Linked DNA regions of Homo sapiens: region 2 is linked to region 1. Evidence: chromatin contacts called from ENCODE Hi-C or POLR2A ChIA-PET data. All regions are on one chromosome and are shown on one strand. Each heading gives the region's core, a stretch centred on a gene start or an enhancer-like site at or near the end of the contact. The rest is flanking DNA. Distances are from core to core; before and after follow the strand shown.

Region 1 (3,681 bases), core at 784-3,283:
ATGGTTACTGAAATTTGAACTGTGTTGTTGAAGGGCTGGTGCTATTTAACTAAATTGTGGTCATTGAAGTTCATGCATAGTGGAACTGTGTAAAGCAAAGTGTTTTACTCTGTTTTATGCTGCCATAACAGAATGCCACAGACAGAGTAATTCATAATGAAGAGACATTTACTTGGCTGATGGTTCTGGAGGGTGGGAAGTCCAAGAACATGGTCCCAGCATCTGACAAGGGCCTTTGTGCTACATTATCTTATGTAGAAGGCAGATGGGCAAGAGAGGGTGAGCACAAGAGAGCAAGAAGGAGCTCAACTTGTTTTTATAACAGACTCTCTCCCATGATAACTAACCTGCTCCAGTGATAATGATCATGACCTAATCACCTCCCATTAGGTCCCACTTGCCAGCACTGTCACATACGAGATTAAGTTTCCAACACATGAACTTTGGGGGACACATTCAATCCATAGCACAAGGACTGCTTGCACATAATAGGGATAATTTGAGAATGTCGTGGGGGTACATGATAGAGATTCCCACTAAGTCTGTGGGTCAGAGAATAAATTCTTAGAGAGATGACATATAAGTTGAGACTTGATAAATGAGTAGTAATTATCTTATTAAGGGGGAAGTGTAGGAAAGATTGTTCCAGGCAGAGGGAAGGGTATGTGTAGAGCCCCAAATGCAAGAAAGTGCATGGGACTTGGGGTGGTAGCCATGGTTGTTTCAGGCTGACTGTGGGTGACAATCCAATTCCATTATCTTGACTCCCTCCAGCCATGCAGGCTGCTGCTTTTAGTTACCAGGCAGCACTGACTGCTGTAGCTGGGGACCTCAAATGCTCTGTTTGGGACATTCACCTGAAGAAGGTGAAGTGCAGTCTACTGCCTCTTCTATACCAAGAGTCGCAGTTGGGGCAGCTGGGAAAATCACCAGGAAAATAAAACCAAATCAAACAAAATTAATTTAGAGGATAGTTTATATACATAAGATAGGGAATACTAACGATTCAGATGCAAACACTCTAAGTACAGAATGGTATAAGACAGGAAGAAAATCCCTTTCACGAGTCACAATTCAGAAGGTCAATTCAAACCTTTAAGTGATAAACCACATTTCTAGTCAAGCTGAATACAGAGTACAGTATTTTATTTGCTAAAATCTGAATGGTTACTACGAGCCACCCAGCTTAGGTAACATACCCAAAATAATCTCTATGAATTCCCACAACACTCTTATGGGATAGCCATTATTATCTCAATTGTATAAATGAGAAAACAGTGGTTAAGTCACTATAAGGTCACAGAGCTTGGATCCAAACCTAGTGCTTATTTTACAGCCTGTGCCTTTAGCAACTATACCACCAGTATATTTAATCATAACTAATAGAAACAAACACAAATATTGAGTGATTACTTTTATTTTTTATAAGATAAACAGACCAAGAGAAATGCTAGTTAAAAGCATTTATCTTTAGAGCAAGAATGCTCCATCCTTGTAGAAACATTGAGACAAAAAGAATGCATAAGAGCAGCAGTTTTAAGAAAAGTTTGGTGAAACTAAGTGAAATTCCAGGCATGAGCAATCAATTTAAGATTCTATTAGGAAAGCAAAACAATGAGATTATTTCAATTATTGAGTTAACAATGAGATTTCACCATCTACATTCTAGCCATGAGTAAGACATTTATTTGAATCAGATAAGGAGATATAATGTCATTTGAAGGAGGCCCAGTACATTTAATAACAGAGATAAATGAAACTGACAATGATCTCATACTTTATAAATCTAAACAAAGGACCAAGGTTAGACACAGGGATCCTAGTGGTTGATGAGTTAGTTAAAATGCCGCTTTTTACCCTATCTATTGGAGACCAGACAGGATTTTTGTTTTCTTCCTCTAAACAAGGAGGTTAAGAAAGAATTAATCCAATTGCATTTAAAACAAAGTGCAGGAGCAAGAAACAACCTTGAACCTTCCTTACTCAAATAGCAGCTCTGTTGGTAATTTAATCACTAACTGAGTTGTGTAACTTGCCTATGACAAATGGTAAAATACCTACAATGTGGAAATCTGCCAGAGTAATTCCTTCACAGGAATGGGAGGGAAAGGCTCAGCCAGCTCACACTCATACCCTGCCTCCCTATGCTCAGTGTCTGAAATTGCTTCTGTATTAGGAGAGAATATGGGAACTGTTCTGGATCTCAGGAGAATGTGAAGTCACTGAAATGTTTTTGAATACCCACTTCCCTTCACTCCCCTTCCCACCCTACTTGGTACTTGCTGGCATGTGGCACCATGTGAGCTACAGGCAGTGCATAATGAAGTCTAAATGTTAGCAAGGAATGGACAGGAGATCCTGTGGTGTGTGATCTGGCTTGTCCTTTCTGCCTTCCTTGCGCTAATGTTTAGTTTCAGACACGGAAATTTTGAATGGGATCAATCTGAACTGTTCCTTTCTTTGCTGATAAGTACAACTTTTCGTTCTCCAGTCTCAGCTTAAGCTTCATTGTCTCTTGGAGGCTTTCCTAAGTCACCTGAACTACATTAGGACTCCTTGGCACACACTTCCACAGCTCCCTATGCTTTCTAGTACTAAACACACTTCTTCCATCTTCTCCAGTGCATCAGAGGGTTCACTGCAACATTTCAACACCCAGTCACAATGTCTGGCATGTTGCTTGCCTTTAGTCAATGTTTGCAGAATGAATGGTTGCCTTTGTCATTTTCTTTTTAAAAAGGTATTGTAGACAAAGGCAGTGGTTCACGCCTGTAATCCCAGCGCTTTGGGAGGCTGAGGCAGGCAGATCACAAGGTCATCACAAGGTCAGGAGTTCAAGACCAGCCTGGCCAGCAGTGAAACCCCATCTCTACTAAAAATACAAAAATTAGCTGGGCATGGTGGCACACATCTGTAGTCCTAGCTACTCGGGACGCTGAGGCAAGAGAATTGGAACCCGGGAGGCGGAGGTTGCAATGAGCTGAAATTGCGCCACTGCACTCCAGCCTGGACCACAGAGTGAGACTCCATCTCAAAAAAAAAAAAAAAAAAAAAAGGTATTGTAAAATATTTAAGACAAACACAAATGTGTAAATAAAAATATTACAAACCCCCACATATTGACTACAGATTAAGAATGAAAACAATATTGATACAAGTTTAAGTCCCTACTTAGTCCTCTTTGATCACATTCTGCTCTCTAGAGGCAACTAGTGGTCTGAATTTGGTGACTACTATTTCCATGCATTTCTTAATACTTTCACTACACATATATGTAAACTTATTGTTTTGCATATTTCTATAGTTTGTACAAGCATTATACTATATGTATCCTTCTGATATTGACTTCTTTCAAACTGTGTGTGATTCATGATTCATTCATGCTGTTGTATTTAGCTAGAGGTTATTTGTTTTCACTGCTGTGTATTTCATTGTATAAATGCTTCATTATTAATCTGTTTTCTTGTTGATGGGTTATTTTCTAAATTTTTGCTATTGCAAAATATTATGAATGTCCTTGTACTTGCAACACTTTTCTTCTTTTAGGTCACATTGTGGTTTCCAATATACTAGACCTTTTCATTATTCACCTGTCAAAAGTGACCTGCACAGGATCTCTGAAAGCTGTAGGAGAGATAGGTGATAAGCAAACCTATGCTTGTATGAAAATGGGTATCATTG
Region 2 (4,139 bases), core at 114-2,613, 88 kb after region 1:
AGAGAACCTTGTGGGATTTACATTGTGACAGTTTGTTAAACGCTGGAGGCTGTAATAGCAGATAAAGAACTGGAGCTATAAAATGATTGTTTCACTTCATCTGTTAGGTTAGGCAACATGTGGAGGTCATTGTTTCAAACAATTGAACAAAATTTCAAAGTTTTGTCTTTGTTCATTAAAGAAAATGTATATGACAAATCAAAGGTGTGTTTTATGGATTGTAGATTTAGGGTGATATTAAGAGACTTTTAATTTGGAGAATTGGTTCTTTGCAAAATAAGAAGGACTGGATATAATACAACCAGCTGGATATGGTGCAGGTGTGCTTGATTCATCTTCAATGGGCGTCAGCAAAGTAGTGGCTAAGACCTTGAACTTGGAGTCAAGATGGGCCACCCTTTATTTGCTGTGAATGTTGGCAAAGCTATGTCTCATTTTCTTCATCCATGAGTTGAGAATAATAATGGTAACTCTTCCATGGTTCTGAGGATTAATTAACACAGGTAATATATGTGGTGCCTAGCACATGGTAAGTACATGTTATTAATATCCATTTCTAAGGCTCCTTGGTGACAGTTTCGACCATCCTAGATATTTTAGTGAAGCTACTGTATGTATATGGATATTTGTCTCTCTGGTTGATTTTTCTAACGTTGGTTAAAAATGTATCCAGAAGAAGAAATAAAAATAACAATCATCCTCCAGTTTTAAAAGCAGATGAGTTCTTGAGAAGAGGGCAAATGAGTCTGTATATGGAGCACAGGCCCAGCCACTTTTACATTTTATTTGTTTATTTTAAAAAAGACCACATTTCGCTTTGTTGCCCAGGCTGGAGTGCAGTGGTGCAATCACAGCTGACTGTAATCTTGAACTCCTGGGATCAAGCAGTCCTCTCACCTTGGCCTCCTGAATTATTGGGATTACAGGCATGAGCCAACATGTCTGGCTGACCCAGCTACTTTAGAGATCAATAGTGATCTCCCATCTGCTCCCCCACAGGCATAACCAACAATCTCATGCTGAGAACTGATGCTTCTCTCTGCCTTTGCACATTGTAAACATGGTGCATTTGCTGCATTTTCCTATGATCTTCTGCTAAACTCAGGCCTTTTATTTACAGACAAACGGTGCGACTTTTACACAGGCATCATGGGAGTAAGCCCAAGATATTTTCTCACACTTGATTCCAGGCATGTGGGGTTTGGTTTCTTGATCAAATATCTGTGTTTGCTCTGTTTACAAGTATCTGATGAGCAAAACCAACAGAGGTGCTCCAGACAGGCTGGCTGTGCTGATCCCTTGGAAAAGAATTAAACAAAACCCAGTCTTTGTGTGAGTACTGTCCTAGCGTGCTGACTGATCTATTTGCTGATTAAATTCTTAACCTGTACCTATTTGATGCTTACGTCAGTTTTGCGTCTTTGAACCCTAATTTTGCAGTGCTTTAGTGACCAATTTATTTTTTTCAGTAAACTGCATAAATGACTCATCAGCAGGAAATGTGAATAAATAGTCAACTTAACTGAAAATACAAATAAACATATCTTTCTTTTGTGAGGAGGATTTGCTTAAAGGGGAAAAAAACCTTGGGAGGATGGACTATAGTTCCTAAGAGGGCATAATCTTCTGCTTTTTCTGTGGGATTCTAGCCCCCTTTTCTGGGCAGGGATGGCATGAGCCCAGCTACTAAGGAGATATCTGTCCACATGACATTTATTAGTTTAGAAGTGGTAGCCTCTTCATCAGGAATTTAAGTAATTTTTAAAGAGTTACCTGATGAGTGCATACATGTATGTGTACGTGCATGTGTACGCGTGTGTGTGTGTGTGTGTGTGTGTGTGTGTGTGTTTTCTGGAATCCCTGTAAGTCATCTTTCTGGTCACTCATGTAGCCAGTGCTATGACCTCATATAATTGGAACTCTAATTCTACTGCCTACTAAACAGTCAATAATATTGAGCACTATTAAACATCTCATGAAAGAATAGCATTAGAATTAGCACCCAGATGGCATCATAACCATATGGGCACAATAATGTGGATATAAAGACATTTTCTTGATTACCATATCCACAGGACCTTTGATTCTGGAATTCTACATGGGATTCCTAATTTCCATGTAAATAGTTTTGTTAGCATGGCAATCACAGGCAGTCATTACAAGAACCTGTCTTGTATCTCTTAACTGAGATGAAAGAGAGGCAAAACGGAGGTGGTGATGAAAGCATTGCATAAAGAGTGACTTTCCATATTTCATGTCTGGATTAAATCCAAGTTTCAAAGTTCAGGAGGCCCCCTGAGCATGCTGGATACTTTCACTGATGACTCATGAGAGGTGTACATATTTTTCTCCCTTTGTTCAAGCGTGGTGACCAACTCCCTCTGCCCTCCCATTCTTATCTCCTTGTAAGTGCCCTAGGTGAGTATTTCCCCATCCTTCCCATCCTGTGATATGCCTGGGAACTTGCTGAGACACCACACTAGAAGAAAGGGTGAATCTCCCAGGGACTTTCACGCCATTATGACTTTTTCTATTTTTGTATGGAAAATATGAACCTCTAATGTTCTGATACTGGAAATCCAGAAGCTGGGCAAGTAACAGGTAAAATTCAAGGCAACATAGTATCCAGCCACAATGAAACTGAAAGAATATGGATAGGCTTGTACATGGTTTTGTTTTAAAGTAGTTCTAAATACTAAAGTTACAAATATTTTAAATTTACACATAAATACATAGAATTCTAATGATGGTTACAATCATTTAATAATAATACATCAAAAATTAGCAAAAGAGGAGAATCCAAGACCCTTCCTAAAAACCCTAAATAACTTCAATAAGAGCTAAAATATCAGGATACAATGTCTAAAACACCAGCTACACTCGATTAAGTTTCAGGGAAAAGCCAAAATAGACTCTTGTCTCTCTGACTCTGGGAATTCCAACTCAGGATGACCATGAAGAGATATGGGGACATTTTTAGGAGAGCCGTTTCAGCAGATCTTGTAGGTGAATGGGCAGACACATTAGCAATCTGGTATGAAATTCATCTTGGTTATCAGCCTGGAGTATTTCCACGTATTGATATCCTCTTTACTATCTTTCCAATTTTATTCTATTTAGTATTTATTATATGCATAGTTTTATTCTATTTAATATTTTCTTAATTTTTATTAGATTCAGATCTCTGGTTTTAAGACAATATTATTATATTACTTCTAATAATGATAGTAGTTAATACTTATTTAGTGTGGACTACCTTCTAGGCACAGTTCAAATTGCCATACAATTATTTTCTCTTTAATCCTCACAATACATTAATGAGATGGGTGTTACTATTATACACATTTTACCGATGTGAAAATGAAGGCGCTTAGAGGTGCTATAACTTGCCCAAGGTCACACAGCTGGTGTGGGGTGGCAGGATTTGATCAAAAGAAGTTTCTTCTCTAGCCAATGGATCAAACACATGCTCGGGGTCCAATCTCTACAGCCTCCCTGCACTCAGTGAGATGCTCACCAGTGGAGGGCAAGAGGCATTCTTATCTCACTGACCAAGTGTGGCTGGCCTCTCTCTGCTCACTGTACTCTGACGTTTCTTCTGTAACTCCTTTCACAGTGGTAATTAATGAGGAGTTGGGTGTTTATTGTCTATTTCCTCTACAAAATTATAAGCTTCTTGAGGGCAGGAACTATGCTTATTTGAATCATTGATGAATCCCCCCATTCCTAGCAGTGCCTCATACCTGACAGACATAAAGTACAAATTTTCTGAGTAAACAAATCTTCTTCTATAAAGAGTTATAATATTTGGGTGTCATTAATCTACACCACTAGAAATATTACCCAATGTAATGCCCATGTGACTAGGTAAATTTCTACCCCGCCTTAACTCTGCTCATCTTTAGGGAACAGGAGGCCTGACGTCAAAAGCTCCCCCTCGTGACCAAATCGACTGGGACTTGTTGGATCCAAGATGGCAGCTCACTTGACTTCTGAAGAACCTGGAACTTCATTATAATCAAATTTCCGTGCTAAATGACATTCCCGCGAGCACCATGACAGTTGACAATCACCATGACAATGACAGAAGAAACCATAAAATGACAAAAAGGAAGGCGGCAACTCTGGTTCTGAGTTTT

What was found. A loop is a pair of places that touch in the nucleus more often than their neighbours do. ChIA-PET counts read pairs that join two places held with the same protein, here RNA polymerase II (POLR2A). Pooled maps may share reads with other maps.
Region 2: a loop to region 1 is called in a map of PC-9, with 7 times the contacts of the local background. The contact joins two enhancer-like sites. A Hi-C loop is called at or near these places in 4 of 168 maps with a recorded cell type or tissue (Calu3, HepG2 and PC-9), 8 of 37 single-sample maps with no recorded cell type and 9 of 50 pooled maps. POLR2A ChIA-PET finds 5 or more read pairs at or near these places in 5 of 52 experiments (A549, HepG2, MCF 10A and 2 more).

The regions. Positions count from the first base shown.
Region 1 is chr5:143,505,343-143,509,023 of GRCh38, forward strand. No RefSeq gene overlaps it. Among named protein-coding and RNA genes, the nearest start is that of NR3C1, 100 kb to the left of the region's middle. RefSeq lists an enhancer at 1,882-2,176. Within about 2 kb of position 2,034, at least 7 of the 41 ENCODE cell types and tissues checked have a DNase peak (open chromatin) inside an H3K27ac peak, as active enhancers do; they include PC-3 and PC-9, where a contact is called at or near this core.
Region 2 is chr5:143,594,113-143,598,251 of GRCh38, forward strand. It overlaps LOC105378209 (a long non-coding RNA gene), which reads left to right. Exons shown (of 4, transcript XR_944375.1): 4 at 3,906-4,139. Among named protein-coding and RNA genes, the nearest start is that of MIR5197, 84 kb to the right of the region's middle. RefSeq lists enhancers at 1,129-2,328, 2,092-2,386, 2,207-2,351 and a cis regulatory region at 2,273-2,286. Within about 2 kb of position 1,364, at least 9 of the 41 ENCODE cell types and tissues checked have a DNase peak (open chromatin) inside an H3K27ac peak, as active enhancers do; they include PC-3 and PC-9, where a contact is called at or near this core.